Linked DNA regions of Homo sapiens: region 1 is linked to region 2. The links are chromatin loops, found by intact Hi-C in ENCODE. Cell type or tissue: breast epithelium. All regions are shown on one strand. Links, peaks and the distances in the headings refer to the core of each region. The heading gives the core; the rest is flanking DNA.

Region 1 (10,342 bases), core at 3,577-8,576, 78 kb after region 2:
AGTTACTCTACTTGTGAACTTCATAGGTTGGTGTACGATTCTTAACATGAATATTAAGTAGAGGCATTGAATGAAGATATTTTTCCAATTAAAATCTTGCTTTGCTTCTTCAGGACTTTATAAACCAGACCAGCTGGCTGTGGCACAGATACGAAAGACTTTGAGACCCTGAAGGCACCTTGCAGAACATCCTCAGGCTTCCTCATTTAACAGGAAAAAACCTGAGGCCCAGGGAGGCATCTCAGCTAAAAATACTACTATACATTTAAAAGGAGGTTTCTTCCGGTCGCAGTTGCCTTCACGTTTTCAAATCTTCTCTTTAAAAAGCAAAAGCAGGGCACAACCAGGCCAAGCGCCAGAAAACTCGGAATTGGCTTTATTTCCTTTTTTTCTAGTTGGGCTCGGTTATGATTTTCGGTAACGTACACAAATGCTGTCCTTGTCCATAAACAAACGCTTAAAAAAAAATGTTTACCCGAGAAACAAGGATAGACACGAAGCTGCCCTCCCTGCCCCGTTCCTCACCCTCTCCAATAGCTATAGGCGCTGCCCGCCGTCCCTAACCCGGACCAATCGGCAGCCTGCTGCGGGCCTGACGGGAGGGGTGGGGCCGCCGTTGCCAGAGAAGCCACTAGCCGGTTACTAGCTGCGCTTTTGTTCCACTTGAGCGGGCACTCTTCTGCGGCAAGCAGGTCTAGGAATTCGCCTGGTTCCCACCTCGCGTCCCTTGCCTTCCTTCCTAGTCTACCCACTGTAGTGCCCCCTGCGTCCCGCTCCCTCCTAGCCGACTCAGAGCACAAGAAGGATTGCCACGGTTTCCATTGCAGCAGCCGTGGCGCCTCTGACCCTTTTTTTATATCGCGGCGACGGCGGGCTGTCGTCACGACGACGTGCGGACGCAGCGGCGGGGGCGTAAGTACGCCTTTTGGGTTGGGGGCGACTTTGTGGGGAGCCTAGCTGCTGCTGGGCGTTTACCGCGGGAGCCCTTAGCGGTCTGGAGGTGAGGGCAGTGGTGGGTCCCGGAAGTAAAAGGCCCTCGCGCCCACCCAGCCCCCTCCGCGCAAACCCTCCACCTCCCTCAGGCTGACTACCTGGCCTGGGAAAAGGGCGGCGAGACTCACTCTTAGGAAGGGTGTGGTCCCCGGGACATCAGGGCAAATGTTAGCGTGAGGTGGGCTTGTGCAGAACGAAGTCCTGACCGGGCCGTTCCTGGATATGGTTGCATTTCTTTCAGAAATAGTGACCTCTTAATCATTGGGCTGGTTTTTAATCGCCCATCATGTGATATATCAGATTGTAGGAAGCCCTGGGGGCTTCGTAAGTGAGGTATATTACAGGAATCCTCAGGAAATAATTCCTTCTCCAGGATTCCTCTAGGTTCCAGCCCCTATAGGCGACCCCTGTAGTGCGGGATTGACCTAGGGTCGTGGAGAGTGCTAAAGGCCGACTTGTGTTCAGTCCCAGCTCTGCCACTGAACCCGCTGTGTGGCCTTGTCTAGGTCACTGAACCTTCCTGGATTCCTTACTGATAACTGTAACAGTAATCATCACTTTGGGGTGGTTGTAATACGAGATTAAGTAAACGCAGGGCCATTAAGGTGGCACCGAATGTAGGTGGTTAGTGAGTGGTGGTGCTTGTTGTTTACTGAGAATAACCATACTGGGGCTGCTGTTGGGGATAAAATCTATTTCGAAGACAGTTTCCTCATCACGCAACGCATAGTACGGTTTCAAGTGTTTTTGAATGAATGAGGTTCTTGGAGTTTTAAGTGCAACTGAGTTAAGGTTAAAGAAACAAACCGGGCCGGGCGCGGTGGCTCACGCCTGTAATCCCAGCACTTTGGGAGGCCGAGGCGGGCGGATCACGAGGTTAGGAGATCGAGACCATCCTGGCCAACACGGTGAAACCCCGTCTCTACTAAAACAAATACAAAAAGTTATCCGGGCGTGGTGGCGGGCGCCCGTAGTCCCAGCTACTCGGGAGGCTGAGGCAGGAGAATGGCGTGAACCCAGGAGGCGGAGCTTGCCGTGAGCCGAGATCGCGCCACTGCACTCCAGCCTGGGCGACAGCGCGAGACTCTGTCTCAAAAAAAAAAAAAAAAAAGGAAAAAGAAACAAACTGCAGAAAACCTGTCTGCTTTTGAAATTAGTTTGATATTCTGCTTATAGTAAGAATGTCATGATCATGTTTATGATTTGCTTTTTGCTTCTCTTTTTCATCTTCTTATTTCACAATGGATGTGTATTTATAGTGTAGTTTTTCTATCCCAAAAGTTCCTTGTGACAAACTTTAGAACAATGGAATTTAGTGATCTGGTCGCGGTCTGCTCTCTCTCTTTAGAATTGTAGTCTGTGCTTTTAGCTAGCTCATTCATCACTCATTTCCTTGTCCAGAACAGTTTTCATCTTTTGAATCTAAATTGAACTTATGAGTATTAAAACCTGACTGAATAAAGGCAAGTTTGTGTGTTACTTTTTGCTTTGTAGATTTTTATATTTATGTTTTAGTATCTCATGGCTTTTTTTTTTTTTTGAGATGGAGTCTCGCTCTGCCGCAGTGGAGTGCAGTGGCGCGATCTCGGCTCACTGCAACGTCCGCCTCCCGGGTTCAAGTGATTCTCCTGCCTCAGCCTCTCGAGTAGCTGGGACTACAGGTGCCCACCACCACGCCTAGCTAATTTTTGTATTTTTAGTAGAGATGCGGTTTCACCATCTCATGGCTTTTAATTCAAAACTGAGTTCCACCAATTCCTTACTTGTAATCTTGGACAAGCTATTTAACCCTTCTAAGATTTAATTTACTTATTTATAGCTTTTTAATAACAACCTTGTGAAGCTTTTGTGAGATGATGTTTATAAGGTCAGTCAGTGCTCTGCTCAGTAAATGGCAACAGCTGTCGTGTTGAAGGAAAGGAATATGCTTTATGTTTGTCTGGTACAGGATGGTGACTTTATTTGGGATTAGACAATATTCTGAACATCTTTGGCCAGGTCTTTTTCCGGGTAATTGGGCTCTATATGGACACTCAAAAGTGTCCGAGTTTAAACAGTAAATAATTTAGTCACCCTAACTTATATTTGAGAACCTAATCTATGCTCCCCACTGTGTTAGGTAATTTTTTAGGGCAGAGAGTGATGCGTATTATTTGTCCTCACAGTTAATAGCAAGTTTAAAAGAGAACTAAAATATGAGCATTTATGGAGCAGTTAAATTCTAAACTATATGATTCTGAAAATACTTTTGTTTAGAGTTCTTGATGGGCTGGAGAAATCAGGGCAACACTTTGAGAAGGAAATGGAATGTTGGCTTTGAAGTACATGCCGTGTTTACAGAACAGTCACTCTTGCTGTCAACTCTTCTTCCTATATTATCCAGTCTGCAGCCCATCTTTTAAATATACATCCTTCTTTTTTCATTGGAGAGAGGGATTACTAATTTGTTATCTAATCTAATCTCTCTGTATCAGAAAACGTTTTTTCCATTTTGGTAGCTTTTACGCATAAGATTTATTTTCCAGCTTTTTGCCTGTTTCCAAGATTCCTATCCTTTTTTTTTTTTTCATACAATTACCTCTCTAGTAAACGTTTGACTAGTGTCCAGAATAGTAGGGGGAAAAAAAGAGGATTCCTGTATCTACTTTGTGTTCCTTGCTGAATATGCCATGGTGACTTTTTTCAGTAGAAGCTGTGTTTGAAGCCAGTGGAAGTTAGTTTTCTAAGAATTTGTGTTTGGCAAAACAAAATGTGCAGGTTTCATATGCTATTCTCTTCAGAGATATTGTTTTAAAATACATATTCATCTGAAGTTAGTTAATTTACTTAGTCTGATCTAGGTGTTAAGGAAGGTCATGGACCATGATTTTCCTTTTTCTCTGACCATGGCTAGCATCATGGTCCCTGAGCAGTTATCCCCAAATGCTTGCTGTTGGCCACAGTGGAACATAGTTTAGTGAATGTAGCTGGATCAGCATAGCCTACAAGCACTCCTGGAAAAAGCTTTAAGTACATGTCCTCTTGGCAGTAGACTGGCAAAATTGTCTCTGTATAGGAAATTTAAATCTTTAAACATTTTAAAATATTTTAAAATTGCTCATCTTTAAGGATTTTTAAATGGTTTTTTAAAATTTTTTATTTCCATAGGTTTTTGGGGAACAGGTGGTATTTGGTTACATGAGTGAGTTCTTGAGTGGTGATTTGTGAGATTTTGGTGCACCCATCCCTGAGCAGTGTACACTGAATTCCAATTGGTAGTCTTTTATCACTCACCCCCTTCCCACCCTTTCACCCTGAATCTCCAAAGTCCACTGATTCATTCTTACCCCTTTGCATCCTCATAGCTTAGCTCCCACTTATAAGTAAGAACATATGATGTTTGGTTTTTTATTGCTGAGTTACTTCACTTAGAGTAATAGTCTCCAATTCCATCCATGTTGCTGTGAATGCCGTTAATTTATTCCTTTTTATGGCTGAGTAGTATTTTATCATGTATATATTATATATATATGTATATCACAGTTTTTTTACTCATTGTTTGATGGACATTGTGTTGCTATAAACATGCATGTGCAAGTATCTTTTCTATATAATGACTTCTTTTCCTCTGGGTAGGTGGCTAGTAGTGGGATTGCTGGATCAAATGGTAGCTCTACTATTAGTTCTTTAAGGAATCTCCACACTGTTTTCCATAGCGGTTGTACTAGTTTACATTCCCACCAACAGTGTAGAAGTGTTCTCTTTTCACTGCATCCATGCCAACATCTATTATTATTTTTTGATTATGGCTGTGCTTGCAGGAGTAAGGTGGTATCACATTGTGGTTTTGATTTGCATTTCTCTGATCATTAGTGATGTTGAGCATTTTTTCATGTTTGTTGGCCATTTGTATATATTCATTTGAGAATTGTCTATTCATGTCCTTAGCCCACTTTTTGATGGGATTTTTTTTCTTGCTAATTTGAGTTCATTGTCGGTTTTGGATATTAGTCTTTTGTCAGATGTATAGATTGTGAAGATTTTCTCCCACTCTGTGGGTTGTCTGTTTAGTCTGCTGACTATTCCTTTTGCCATGCAAAAGCTCTTTAGTTTAATTAAGTCCCAGCTATTTATCTTTATTTTTATTGCATTTATTTTTGGGTTCTTGGTAATGAAATCTTTGCCTAAGCCAATATCTAGAAGGGTTTTTCTGATGTTATCTTCCAGAATTTTTATAGTTTCAGGTCTTAGATTTATATAGTTTCAGGTCTTAGATTTAAGTCTTTGATCCATCTTGCGTTGATTTTTGTGTAAGGTGAGAGATGAAGATCCAATTTCATTCTCCTACATGCGGCTTGCCAATTATCCCAGCACCATTTGTTGAATAGGGTGTCTTTTCCCCACTTTATGTTTTTGCTTGCTTTGTCAAATATCAGTTAGCTGTAAGTATTTGGGTTTATATCTGGGTTCTCTATTCTGTTCCATTGGTCTATGTGCCTATTTTTATACCAGTACCATGCTGTTTTGGTGACTGTGGCCTTATAGTATAGTTTGAAGTTGGGTAATGTGATGTCTTTTCACCTAGTCTTGCTTTGGCTATGTGGGCTCTTTTTTGGTTCCAAGTGAATTTCAGAATTGTTTTTTCTAGTTCTGTGAAGAGTGATGATGGTATTTTTATGCGAATTGCATTGAAATTGTAGATTGCTTTTGGCAGTATGGCCCTTTTCACAATATTGATTTGACCCATCCATGAACATGGGTTGTGTTCCATTTGTTTGTGTTATCTATGATTTCTTTCAGCAGTGTTTTATAGTTTTCCTTGTAGAGGTCTTTCACCTCCTTGGTTAGGTATATTCCTAAGTATTTTATTTTATTTTGTTTTGTTTTTGCAGCTATTGTAAAAGTGGTTGAGTTCTTGATTTGATTATCAGCGTGGTCACTGTTGGTGTATAGCACTGCTACTGATTTGTGTACATTAATTTTGTATCTTGAAACTGCTGAATTTATCAGTTCTAGGAGCTTTTTGGAGGAGTCTTTAGGATTCTCTAGGTACAGAATCATACCATCAGCAAACAGCAACGGTTTGACTTCCTGTTTACCGATTTGGATGCCCTTTATTTCTTTCTCTTCTCTGATTGCTCTGGCTAGGACTTCCAGTACTATGTTGAATACAAATGATGAGAGTGGGCATCTTTGTTTTGTTTCAGTTCTCAGAGGGAATGCTTTCAACTTTTCCCCATTCAGTATTATGTTGGCTATGGGTTTGTCATAGATGGCTTTTATTACATTGAGGTATGTCTCTTGTATGCCGATTTTGCTGGGGGTTTTAATCATAAAGCGATGCTGGATTTTGTCAAATGCTTTTTCTGCATCTATTGAGATGATTGTGTGATTTTTGTTTTTAATTCTGTTTATGTGGTGTATCACATTTATTGACTTGTGGATGTTAAACCATCCCTGCATCTGTAGTATGAAACCTGCTTGATCATGGTGGATTATCTTTTTGATGTTGAATTCGGTGAGCTAGTATTTTGTTAAGAATTTTTTTTTTCTTGAGACGGAGTCTCACTCTGTTGCCAGACTGGAGTGTAGTGGCATGGTCGTGGCTCACTGCAACCTCCGCCTCCTGGGTTCAAGCAATTCTCTGCCTCAGCCTCCTGAGTAGCTGGGATTACAGGCACCCGCCACGATGCCCAGCTAATTTTTGTATTTTTAGTAGAGACAGAGTTTCACCATCTTGGCCAGGCTGGTCTTGAACTCCTGACCTCACGATCCACCCGCTTCAGCCTCCCAAAGTGCTGGGATTACAGGCGTGAGCCACCACGCCCGGCCTTTTAAGAATTCTTGCATCTATGTTCATCAGGGATATTGGTCTGTAGTTTTCTTTTTTGGTTATGTCCTTTCCTGGTTTTGGCATTAGGGTGATACTGGTTTCATAGAATGATTTAGGGAGGATTCTCTCTTTCTGTATCTTGTGGAGTAGTGTCAATAGGATTGGTACCAATTGTTCTTTGAATGTCTGGTAGAATTCAGCTGTGGATCTATCTGGTCCTGGACTTCTTTTTTTGTTGGTAATTTTTAAAATACCATTGCAGTCTCACTGGTTGTTATTGGTCTGTTCAGGGTTTCTCATTCTTCCTGATTTAAGCTAGGAGGGTTGTATCCAGGAATTTATCCATCTCCTCTAGGATTTCTAGTTTATGTGTGTAAAGGTGTTCATAGTAGCCTGAGTGATCTTTTGTATTTCTGTAGTGTCAGTTGTAGTATCTCCCATTTCATTTCTAATTGAGCTTATTTGAATCTTTTCTCTTCTTGATTAATCTTGCTAATAATGTTCTGTCAGTTTTATTTATCTTTTCAAAGGACCAGCTTTTTGTTTCATTTATCTTTTGTATTTTTTTTTTTTTTCAGTTTCATTTTGTTCTGCTCTGATCTGGGTTATTTCCTGCCTTCTGTTGGGTTTGGGTTTGTTTTGTTTTTGTTTCTCTAGTTTCTTGAGATGTGACCTTACATTGTCTGTTTGTGTTCTTTCAGACTTTTCAATGTAGGCATTTAAGGCTATGAACCTTTCCCTTAGCACCACCTTTGCTGTATCCCAGAGGTTTTGATAGATAGTGTCACTCTTATCATTCAGTTTGAAGAATTTTTAAGTTATCTTTAAAATGATTTGATCCTTAAACATGTATACAGAATATGTGTCTTTGTTGCACCCAACACTGACAAGTTGTACAGAAGTACATTTGTCAGTTAACAGTATATTCCACATTACTGAAAACATTTTATTGTGAAATGTCTGCTTTTCTATACAAGAATACATTTGGTCCAATAAAATGATAGCATTTCTTATAAAGCAGGACTTTTTATGCTAAATAAAATTATTACATTTTTGTTCAACACTTATTTTTTGTTACACAATTATCACAACACAAAAGCAGTGGAGTGCCTTGGAATCTCTGAACAATATTTGTCCTGGAGAAGATGACTGTTGATAATTTTCATGGAAATTCCTGAGACAAATAGTTCTCTTCCTTGTGTGTTGAGAAATCAGTAAATGTAATGTAGATTCCATTTTAGAATGTTAGGTAGAAAGTCATTCTGAATTCCTATTTTTACAGTGTGTTGATTTTATTTATTTGTTTACCCTTTAAGATAAGTGGCAGTTACCAATTATAGGTGATGAAGCAGAAAAATTTTATGACTTTATCTTATGATAAAACTTTTAGAAAAGTTGTGTATAAAATACCGATACCAAACTAGTGTTATCTTGTAAAATATTTTCTACAAATTGAAAATTTCTATCTTCTTACATTGTTTTTTAAACCTTTATTCCAAATATGGGAACCATTTGTCTTTTAATGATCCCTGAAAAGACAAATCAAGGGGTGAATTTAAAAAAAAAGGCAGTCTTTAGTCATTATATTCTTTAAAAGCTCTAAGCCTTAATGTTTTCGTTCAATTATTGCTTAGCTTTTACAAGGCTTGTAGGTGCTGAGGATTCAAATATAAAAAAGACATTCTTTCTTGAGATTCCAGTCCACAGAGAGACAAATATGACAAATATTTAAACAAGTAAAAGGGTTGGTACCAGTTGCTTTCTGTATGGGGATAGCTATTGCAACTGAATGAATTAGTAGATGATGGTTCTCTTGATTGCAGTGACTTATCCCGAGCATATTCTTCTTAACTTTTAGGTTTGGTTTTTTATTTTATTTTGTATACTTGTAATTCTTCTAGTTTATAGATAGCTCGAAATATTGTTATACCATTGTAATAGATGTTGCATATTTGCAGCATTCAAGGGAATCATCCTAGACTATCTGTTGGTTACTCAGCAGTTCTTTTTGGACTTCACTTTCTGGTATTTAAAAAATGTGACCATACTTCATTGGCCTGTTTCCTAAATATTTGTCTCTATAGTATATAGAACATTCAGATAAAATATATACATTTTATGGACACTTTGGAAGGTTTCTGAATGGCTAATTTAAATAATCTTCAACCTGTAATTTCACTTCTACTCTAAGTGTTAAAAATTCTTGAATATAATATGTTTTGTAATACAGACATATAAAACTAAATTACAAGGAGGTAAATATCCAAAAAAATGTAGAAAACCTTAAATATAACCTTTGATTTTGTGTAAACATAAAATGAAGTCAGGGAAGACATTACCACATATTGTTAGAGTTGGGAAAAGAGAGCCTTAATGGTTGCCAAAGCTCTAACTCATTACTTAAATTGGAGTAGTTTTGAAGAAATTAATATTCACATTTTTAAAGTGACATCTACAGGTGTGAGTAAAAACAATTAGATTGGTAAAATTTGGAAGTAATGTCATCTGTCTGGTCTTTTCACTATCACCAATAATATTCTAGATTGAGTTGGGAATAGAAGTAAGTGAATTTAATTTTGAAAAGTCTACTTGCAATTGAGTATCCTATCCTTTGTAGCTATTGTTGCCAAGTACTTTGAAAAGTTGAATTTCTACAGATTTAGGCATAAATAACATACATTTCTTATGGCATGGGCCTAATAAGACAGACTATAGGTAACCCATGGTTTTTATATTTGTTTTATAGTCCTGCTGGGTTCAAATATTGTAATACTTCAAGAAATAGACTAATAAAGATTTTTACACTCTTGTGATTATTTAGGAATTATCAGGCCTTTTGGAAACAGTGTATGGAAATTGGCAATTGTTGAGTGGTTGTGCTATGAAATTTTGATACAATTTTGAAGTACTATAACAATGAGTAGCAGTTATACTTCTTATTTTGTCTTTGAAATGTTATTCTTTTACACATCCTTATAACCTTTATTTTTTATGAGAGAGTAATGACAAAAAAACTCTATTGAAATAAATTTAATAACTAAAATATTTCCTAGCTTTCAGCTTATGTGGAGAAGTCGCTGTGAAGCCACCTATAAATCCATTTACTGAATTTATGGAGAAGGCTGTAAATGATGGAAGTCATTCAGAAGAACTCTTTTGCCATCTTAAAACTATATCAGAGAAAGAAGATTTACCACGGTGTACCAGTGAAAGTCATCTCAGCTGGTATTCTCATCAGTATCAGGGGAAATCTAAATTTCCGATTCTAGGATTTCCTGTTTTGTCTATAATATAAATTATTTGAATCAAATACAGCATTCTTTTAAGAGTATCTTTTCCAAATCTAGTATTTATTTATTAAAATATATTTAATCTGATTACAAGTGTACTCATCTAGCAGAATTCAACTAGTTTTTTTGAATCTTAATGAAAGCAATTAAAAATGAAAACCTGGCCGGGCGCAATGGATCATGCCTGTAATCCCAGCACTTTGGGAGGATGAGGCAGGTGGATCACTTGAGGTCAGGAGTTCAAGAT
Region 2 (10,342 bases), core at 3,493-8,492:
TCTTGGCTCACTACAACCTCCGCCTCCCGGGTTCACGCCATTCTCCTGCCTCAGCCTCCCAAATAGCTGGGACTACAGGCGTCCGCCACCACGCCCGGCTAATTTTTTGTATTTTTAGTAGAGACGGGGTTTCACTGTGTTAGCCAGGATGGTCTTGATCTCCTGACCTCGTGATCCGCCCGCCTCGGCCTCCTAAAGGAGAATCCACATTTTAACAAGATTCATATATAATTTGAATGCACGTCTGAGAGCACTGCACATATACGCCATCTGGTGGCTATTGTATGAATTGCAGGTAGAAGATTTAATTCCGTTGTCTCCTTACATATCCATAGAAACTTAATACAAATTAAATTCTTTTACAGTTATAGTATGATGCTATAATAATAATTTACGAGAATTCAAAATACCGTATTTATACATGTATCTAAAGTAAATTAAATTCATAGCTGAGAAATGCTGGAAATTCTAAGTGAAATGCATGTTCTATTTTAAGTGAAAAATGCTATGATGTTTTATCTCTAATTGTTTGGCTTATACATGCTTACTCACAAAGATAATGCTAGTGTTGATACACTTTGAACATAAAATAGTTAAATTGTATGAGAAGTATGGTAGAATATTTCATACCTTGTGGTCCATATTCAGCTAACTTTTTTCCTGCAATGAAATCAGGAGTGAGGTGGATCCTTTCACCCTTCTCTCCACAGTTGCCCATCTGCTCAGTGTAGGGTTCATCATTACCTGGAGGAGTAGACTCAGCAACCAGAACATCAGCCTGAAATTTAAGAAAAAGTTTCTATCATCACAAAGTTTCAGCAAATGAATTAACCATATTCGTACTGGAGTAAGTTTCAAACAATCACATTTGATTCTAGAATATTTTGATTTTAAAAAATCTTGGTTACAGGAGAAAGTGGAATTTTAAAGAAGAACTTGATATTCTCACATTTTTGTAGGTCTCAAGTTTTGGTCTCACATAGTCAGCCTTTGTCTTCCATGTTTCAGGAATCAAAATGGCAACATTTTTGAAATAAAATCGCTTTCCTGTAGCTTCAAGCAGATACAGAGATGCCTGGGTCACCATGTCCTGGGAAGAAAAAGAAAACATACGTAACAATTGACTGAAAATAAATTAAATTATCAGTCATTCAAATTCACATCTGGATTTCACATTTTCAAAAACTTGTTATTTGTTAAGATGGGAAGAAGAAATATAGAAATACCTTTTAATAATAATAGCTAAGCTTTGAGAGCATTTACCAAATATTCTGTGTCACCGAGTAATCAGTAACAATGCAGACTCTGGAGACAGACTCTAATCCTGGCTGCACCACTTTTTGTGGGACATTCGGCAATTTCTAATTCTGAGCCTCAGTTTTCCCATTAACAAAATGGAATATTATATTATAGTGACTGGCTGATAAGGTTGTGGTGAGGAACAAAGTGAAACATATGATGTGCTAGGAACAGTGTTTACTTCGCACAAGCAAGTATAAAATATTAGCTATGCGTTTCACTTGCTTCTTTGAGAATCCACAAATCTTTGAGGGTGAAACTGAGACTTAGTATAATTCTCAAGGTCTCACAGCAAGTAGTAATGAAGAGAAAAAGTGAATGTGATTTTAACACCTGCTGACTCCTGTAATAATTTTGGGATTATATACTAAGTCAAATTAAATGTAATACTAAATGTTGTGGTATTATTTATTTATTGATTCATTTTTCTTTTTTTTAAACTTTGCCAAGTGCTGATAGAAGTATTTATTTTTTGTGCAGTGTGGTACTAAGAGATATAAGAAAATAGCATAATTATATATTTTCAAATTACACCTAATTTTACTTCTCTAAAATGAAATAGCTGCAGCGTTAAATTATAAATGTGTCTGCAGATTCCCTGTGATATGTTATGACGAGAGAGTAGGGAGAGTGATAGAAGATACTGTTATAGAAAGGGGGCAGTGTATCTGTTAGGACTGAAAACCATTTGCTTCGAAAGTGAGCATAGACAGAGGAAAAAAGAGGCTGAAGACTGAGCCCAGGGAATGTGGGGGACCCCAGCATTCAGAGGTAGAAAGAGGAGGAGCCAATACAGGGGCCTCAGAAGGGCAGTCAGTGCCTGCAGAGGAAATGAGGAGCTGTGGGATGAGAGAGCTATAGGGAGGAGGGCGTGATCATCGGTGTCAAGCACTGCTGAGCCATCACTTCATATGAGGACTAAGAACTGATCACTGGACTTGGCAGCATGGTGAGCCCTAGTAGTGGAATAAATACAGCAGCTCCGTAAGAGTGGTTTCAAGAAAGTGGGAGGTGAGGCAGTGGAGACAGTAAATACAGACAACAACAGGTTCAGAAGTTTTTCTGTGAACTAAAGGGGAATGGAGAAATAGGCAGCAGCTGGAAGTGGACTTCAGGACAAGACAGTTTTGTTTGTTTTAATATTATATTATAAAATATTTCTATGCTAATGAAAAAAAAAACAAAAATGTAAAAGAAAAAGGGGTCATTGCAGGAGCAAAGTCCTTGCGGGAACAGACCAGAGTGACTAGACTCCATTGCCTAGTGGGGGTCGTGTTAGGAGCAGAAATGCTTCACCATTTTATGGGGAAGCAGCACTTGGGTGTTAGTGCACGGGTAAGTCCTGCTGTGCCTCTTCCTAAGGGGTAAACTTAAAGAACTTATTTTACTTCTCTGAGCCTCAATTTCTCCCTTTCAAATAGTGATAATAATGGTTGCCTCTATTTTTTTAAGTGTTCTTAATGATTTACATTTTCTCCTTCTAAAACTCCCAGATTTTTAACACTCACTAGGAGAGTTTAATATTATGTCACTTTAAAAAATAAAATTAAAAAATGAGCCAAGATCACCAAAAACTTGAAAAGTAGGTATAAAACTTCATATATTAGAGTATTGTTTTACCATTTGACTTGTGAAATGTGAATTTCCAATGTCTCCCAGGAAGAATAAGTACCATGAAATGCTCTTGTCTTCCACATTGTAATAGAAACAATAATAAGGGATCTTTGTTTTGGCATCTGTTTCAGATTTTCAGAAAATGACCTCATATCCTAATACATATTTAGACTCTTAGGCTGAGAGAAGGTTGGGGGTGACAGTTTATAGAATGGGCTAGAAATTCCTTCAGGACAGGGACAGTATATTGACCACTGGACTTCTAGTACCTGACATAATTTAGATGCTCTGTAAATATTTGTTGAATGAATAAACAAACAAATGGATAAATAAAGTGGGTTTAGTAAATGGCAAAGTGGTATAGAACTGCCAAGACAGGCACAGTGCCTGGGGTGCTGAGCATTGCAGAGACTCCAAAATAACCCTACTGTGTACCTTCTGACGTGCGTGTGTGCGTGTATGTCTGCGTGTGTGCATGGGCGTGTGTGTGTGCACACGAGCTTGTGCGTGTGGTGTGTGTGTATGTATATTTGACGGGGGAAGAGAGAGTTTCTCTCTGACTCTCCCTTCCTCATCTTGTGACGTGTACTCCCCCTGCTAATATTAGCAAGAATGCAGTGGATGGAAGTGGTGCAGAGCGATTAACTGCTCTTGTAGGTGGGGAAATCTGGGGACTGTCCTGCTGAAGCAAATATTTTAAAAGCTGAGTTAGGGGCTTCTGTCCCCACAGGGGCACCAGGGGAGAGTCTCTCATCAGCAAGAAGGTTGTTGGAGTAGAGGGAGGAATGGTTGGGAAAGGTGGCCAAGCCCTCAACGAGGTCCCTCAACTCTGCAGATCTGGAACATCAAATAGGAAGGAGTTAGGGACTTTGAGCATTCTATTCACTAAAGTGTTCTTGTTACAGAGAAGGAAATGATGGAAGCCAACTTATCTCACCCCCAACTTTAGGATCCATACTGGAAAGACAATTTAATAATTGTAGCGAGAAGTACGTATCTCGGGAGGAAAACCTCCAAGGACAATGAAGTAGAAGCACTTTGAAAGCTCTAGTCACTATATACTGTAGATACAAATTACCACGGTCACTGAAGATGAATACGGCATCTACATTCTCCTTCTGGCATATTGCTGAACCCCACTGTCTAGCCAGAGACTGAAACACACTGGTCACATGTTTGCTGATGCCACTTCCAAATTTAGAAACAATCAAAAACTCACTCAACATTTTAGATGATTGAGAGATTCAAGAGGTCTGAATCTCCCTTTTACCACAGACAGCCTGATCCTCTTTGGGTTAAGTAGGTAAGCTTTATGGTGAGTGACACCCTCCACTCTGTTCCCTATCCCTATCCCCTACTGCTGCAATTCTCTAACCACACACTGTAGAGATGGTTTTCTTTCCAAACATTATCTTTCTATATTTGCCTCTGCTTAGAGCAGTGGATCTCTGGGGAAATCCCTCTGGGCCCTTGTTCTATTAATTTTCCATCTAGAGAGAGCCAATGACTATATCCACCATTTATTGAGCTCTTACTATGTACCAGGCACTATGCATGCATTTTTAAAGTTATTTTTTAAAGTTCTGAGATAAATTTAGATGAACAGAAGACATGCAAAGTATTGCACCGTATTCTTACATACTCCACCCAGCTTCCCTTTATATGCATGCATTTTAAACTTTGATCCTCACAAAATCTGATAAGGGAGATATTTATTATTATTATTCCCATTTTACAGACTAATACTGTTACTAGTACAGCACTGCCTCTGGATGTGTTACAGCCAGATTCCAGGGCGGTCTTTTATAAAGCATTTCCCTCTTAGTTTTAGCTGTTTGTTGTTGTACAAGACCTTCTTCAATGGTATAGATACCCCTGCCAGGACAGGAAGTCTTCTTCCTTTCCCTTCTGCTACATAAGAGGTAGCAAGAAATCTCTGAAAGGATCCCTTGAATTGGGACTGATAAAATGCAAGGTTTTCTCCCATCAGAAGGTCAGGGTTGTTCTTATATCAGAGATTTGCATCTGGGGCTCCTTTTAGGATCACAGGGAAGGGGGTTCCTATTAGGAGAATAAAAGGAGAGTCTGACTCGTGCCAAGGGTAAAATCAGGCAAAGGATCTGTGCATCTCACAATATCTGTCAAATGTAGCTGACTCTGCCTTACTATAGAACTAAATAATTTTCAGTGACATAATCCACAGCAGTACATATCAATTTATCATTTATCAGTTGCCAACAGTATATCACTCTGAGTTATGTGCATTGCATTCATTATCTTATCTGACACAAGAATCCTAATGGTTAACTTGTTATTATTTCCATTTTACAGATGAAGAAACTGAGACTTAGACATAAAAATACATGCCAGTGTCGTGCAGCTGGAATAGGGCACTCATGTTCTCTCTATCACAACATTATGCTATTTTTAAAAAAGTATGGATAATTACTATGAACTTACCTTTATTTGTTGAATGAGTGTTTCATCTTCTGGCACATTGGGGTCGATTGCAACGACAATGCCTTCATAGCCATTGTTGTTCAGCTGAATGAGTGAATTACTCAGGGCCCCTTCTAGAAGGTGAAGAATCAAGATGAACACAGAACTCTTAAATGGCCCCATTGCTGTACATCTCCCTGTGATTTCTCTCTTTGGAAAATGCGGGTTACGAAGGTGTCTTTCTTTACCATTATATATATACAGATATGAAAATATAGACACACGTTTCCAACTTATCGGAAGTGGTTTATCACAGGTCTTTAACCCCCTGACCTGATGTGTTTTACTATTGCTCTTGTCTTCAATAGGAGAATGATAACAATATCTTAGTCTCAAATTGCGTACTTGTAAATATTTCCATCTGCCTTCAGCTGTGCCAGATGCTGGGGTAAGGGTGGGGGAGCCCACATCCGGTTCCTTGGAAGCACTCACAGGTGACAAGCAGCTTGGCCGCTGATAGGTTTGTTTACTTCTTGGAAATGTTTACCAAGCCATGGACACCAACCCACCCAAAGCCCCCAACCCCCTCCTGCCCAGGAAAATCCAGACTGTTCTGCTTATTCAGTAAACATTTTGTAAGCCATATATTCAGTTATCCCTCATGGTGGTCTTTACCACAATGGTGGTTTTGTTTACCTTGACATAACCTCAACACCTCTTCATGCTCCCCTTAAACAAGAAAATATTCAATTATATTCCACATCCATTTGTACCAAAAGCATTAGCAAGTGATGTAGATATTATTGACTATTTTATAATGGAGAGTAAAGATAAAATGTATATCTTACTTTGCAAAGCATACTCCAAGTTCCTCATCAGATTTCTGCTTTCTCTATTGCATAGCTCCTACCAGTCAATAAAATTCCAATTAACATCATTAAATTATTTTGCTGAAACTAAATGTCCCTAGGAACATGAATTATGGGCTGTCAGTGGCTGTGTATATTCTTTCAATTTGCCAAACCTCAGGTGGAACCTCAAATTGGCCCCCCATTTTCTTGTATTGAAATACTTGAAATATCTCTTCGTTCATAAATTCATTTGGTCTTCAGATGGTGATAAGCATTAATTTCATCTTGTCCATATGAACTTTAAAGTAGTTTTTTCCAATTCTGTGAAGAAAGGCATTGGTAGCTTGATGGAGATGGCATTGAATCTGTAAATTACCTTGGGCAGTATGGCCATTTTCACGATATTGATTCTTCCTATCCATGAGCATGAAATGTTCTTCCATTTGTTTGTATCCTCTTTTATTTCCTTGAGCAGTGGTTTGTAGTTCTCCTTGAAGAGGTCCTTCACGTCCCTTGTAAGTTGGATTCCTAGGTATTTTATTCTCTTTGAAGCAATTGTGAATGGGAGTTCACTCATGATTTGGCTCTCTGTTTGTCTGTTGTTGGTGTATAAGAATGCTTGTGATTTTTGTACATTGATTTTGTATCCTGAGACTTTGCTGAAGTTGCTTATCAGCTTAAGGAGATTTTGGGCTGAGACAATGGGGTTTTCTAGATATACAATCATGTCATCTGCAAACAGGGACAATTTGACTTCCTCTTTTCCTAATTGAATACCCTTTATATCTAGCATAATCTTAAGCAGTTAAAAGGGAAACACTGAAATAGAGTGGAAATGCTCAATTATAATGTGGTTGTCCAGATGATCCAAAATATGCTTTTATATCAAAATACATATACATTTATTATTCATACAAAATTTAAAAATGTAGATTCCAAGATATCTCAGACCCCAAATGTATGTGTCTTTGCCTGGGTTCCCTAAAAAACAGAGCCTAAGGCAGGCATATGTGCTAAGAGTTTGAGAGTTTAATCCCAGAGCAGTGAGAATGAGGGAATGGGGAAATGAGTCAGGGAAGGCTGGGAAGCAACTAAAGGAGGAGCATTACTAAGCCCTGCAATGGAGACACCCAGCAGGCCAGCCCACAGGCGCCCTTGCCTTCCTGTGTGGGTTGTCTCCTAAGGGGCTGTGCAAAGAAACCACGCCTTGGAGCAGCCCTTTGGAGAGAGGAAGGAAAAGCGTTTGGCTCCTTCTCATCTTCTACAGGTGATCATCTCCCCCCAGACTTCCTGGCTGTGTCATCCAGCCCTTTCGGCAGTCGCTTAGAAAGAGAGACCCCCATGCCTTGTGGTATGTGAGGAGCCAGGGGTTACAAGAGGTGGCAGCTTGACCTCAGGCAGTGGAACTGCTTGGACCTGCAAGGAGTGGATAGTGACTGAGGTGGAGCAAATGACTGAGTGCCCGGTAGACAGATGGAACCAAGCAAATCTGAGGAGGTTCAATAAGAAGAGTCTGATACAGTTCACTCTGAGCTGCTCAGATTCACTCTAGTACTTTCATCATATCAAGCTCCAATATTATAATGTAGGATTTGTGTTTCTGTGTGTGTGAGCACTAGCTGTCTCACTTTTCCCCTGAGAGAAGGTACAAGTTTAATCATTTACAGAATCTCCTTCAAAGTGGTGGTCAATTGCAATCTGCTCAAGTGCATAAGGCAAGAAGGTTATTGAAATAAATTGCAATGCCTGCTGTTACAGCTGGTCTCAAGGCTTTTATAATCTCCCTCCTTTATCACCTATTTCCCTCACTTTTACTCAGCATTTTGGTTGATCTGTATTGTTTGTTCTCTTGTTGGGGTAATCCCACCCTTCATCCCTGAGTGGGGTCTTTAGTTGTCCTGCCCTTGTTGGCTGCAGCTGCTGCATTTCCCTATGACAGAGGTCATCTGGTGTGACAGACTCAGTTTAAGTGCTCTCCAAATTTGCTTGGCATTCCCTGCAAGCTGGGTCTTGGCTGCTTGCTCAGTGGAGAGTCCTGGCTGCTGCTAAAATTCACACATCTCCTAATACCAGTGTTTCTTCTTAGCTTTCCCCAGGAAGAGGGCCTAGTTTAGCATGGCCTTCACTGTGCAGATTGTGGGGGCAGCTCCTCCATTCTCTCCCGTTCCCAAGTCTGGATTGAATGGATGTGTGGAGGCTTTTGGCTCAGATAAATCACTGCACCATGGTACTGGGATCTGGCTTTGTCAGAGGCAGCCCAAATGGGCCAAATAACAGAAACCAGAGATGCAGGGAGTTAGCACCCTAAGGGACAACCTTTCACCAAAGAATATTTCCAGCATTCTAGAAGTTTCCTTTGCATTCCCTTCCAGTAAATCCCCCCAAAAGATAATTGCTATTCTGACTTCTATGCCACATAGGTTAATTTTGCCTGTTTTTGAACTTCATATAAACAGAAATATGCTGTATGTACTCTTGCATTTCGCTATTGTGACATAACATTTTCTATATGAGATTCAGCCAAGTTGTTGAATGTAGCAGTAATATGTTCTTTTTCCATTCCATTCCACTGTAAAAAATACTGCAATTTACTTACCACCCACTCTTGATGAACATTTGGACTATTTCCAGTTTGGGACTATTATGAATGAAGATGCCATAGATGTAAGCATTGATTTCAGTTGCAAATATACAAAGAGTGACATTGCTGGGTGACAGGGTATACATCTATCTAGTGACAAAGACTCCCTCCTTTGACCAAAACTTAAGTCAGGATCCTGAGTCTTCTCTGACTAGGTCTGACCTTGGGCTTCCCTCTCTGTCCTTGCAGAATCCAGTTTGAGCAAGAATCCTGCTAAGTCAGTTTAGGGAAAATCCCCACGTTTGGTATCTGACCATTCTCAGCATCTTTCCACCATGGCCTGCCTTCAGCAATAACCCTATCAAGTCAGTTTAGCCAGACATTCCTTATCCTTGATGTTTCCTCATAGGCATTTTTCATCCACTGACCCCACCCTTCTCCTTGGTTATAAATTCCCACTTGTCCTTATTGGAGTTGGAGTTAATCTACTTTCTCTCCCCAACTGCAAGACCTCCTTGCAATGGTCCTTGTACCTATCACCATGCCTCCCACCCCTTACCATCTTTAACAAGTGTTTGCATGAAGTTTTTCTTTGATACTAGATTATGTTGATCTCCCAAATACTTTTCAAGTGGTTGTACAAGTTATTCCACATTTCCACCAGTACATTGTACTGTCAGTCTTTCTAACTATCCATTTTCTTGGGAGTGTAGTCATATCGTTCTGTGGTTTTGATTTGCATTTTCCCTAATGGCTAATGTTGTTAAAGACCTTTTTATATACATATTGGTCTTTTGTGAAGTATCTCTTCAAGTTTTTTTTTTTGCACAATTTTTAATTAAATTGTCTTTTCTTATTGATTTATGGGAGTTCTTTATATGTTCTGGATACTGAGTCTTTTGTATTGAAAGATATATTGAAAATATTTTCTCCTAGTTTGTAGCTTGCCTTAATAGTATCATTAGATGAATAGAGATTTTTAATTTTAGTACAGTCCAATTTAATCTTTTATGTATAATGTTTTTGTGTCATATTTAAGACAGCTTTCCCAAATTCATGAAGATATTATACAATATATGATTCTAGAAGCCTTGCTGCTTGACCTTTAACATTTAGGTATACTGATTGATCTCAAAATATTTTTGTGTATGGTGTGAGGAAAGGTTCAAGGTTTTTGTTTTGTTTTGTTTTCCTCTGTGATAGCCAGTAAGTTGAGAGTATTTATTGAAAAGACCATAATTTCCCCTACTGAATTACAGTTGTGCTTTTGTTGTGCATGAGGTGACTACAGATGTGCAGGTCTGCTTCTGAACTCTCTGTTCTGTTCCTTGTTCCATTGGTCTGTGTGACTATCCTTACCTTGATTATCTGGTAGTGTAAACAGTCCAGATTTGTTTTTATTCAAGACTATTTTGGCTACATTAGGTGCATTTCAATATAAAATTTAAAAGCAGCTTGTCAATTTCACATACAAATATCTGGGTTTTATAGGGGTGCATTAAGTTTACAGATCAATTTTGGAAAAATTGACGTCTTTATTATATTGTGTATTTCAAAC

Evidence for each region. A loop is a pair of places that touch in the nucleus more often than their neighbours do. Peaks named below come from ENCODE experiments on the same cell type or tissue, not always from the same donor. Only the 100,000 strongest peaks of a DNase experiment are listed, where the experiment ranks them.
Region 1: it touches region 2 in a loop (20-fold over the local background); 16 of 110 quality-filtered maps call a loop at or near these places.

Annotation. Positions count from the first base shown.
Region 1 is chr1:86,386,603-86,396,944 of GRCh38, reverse strand. It overlaps ODF2L (outer dense fiber of sperm tails 2 like), which reads left to right and starts at 622. Exons shown (of 17, transcript NM_001366781.1): 1 at 622-912; 2 at 9,859-10,030. The coding sequence starts at 9,918. RefSeq lists an enhancer at 648-697. In breast epithelium, for the core only: no CTCF peak of the experiment used is centred there; no DNase peak of the experiment used is centred there; H3K27ac peaks cover 486 bases.
Region 2 is chr1:86,464,165-86,474,506 of GRCh38, reverse strand. CLCA1 (chloride channel accessory 1) reads right to left here and starts at 5,580. Exons shown (of 14, transcript NM_001285.4): 1 at 5,374-5,580; 2 at 950-1,090; 3 at 631-778. The coding sequence starts at 5,535. In breast epithelium, for the core only: no CTCF peak of the experiment used is centred there; no DNase peak of the experiment used is centred there.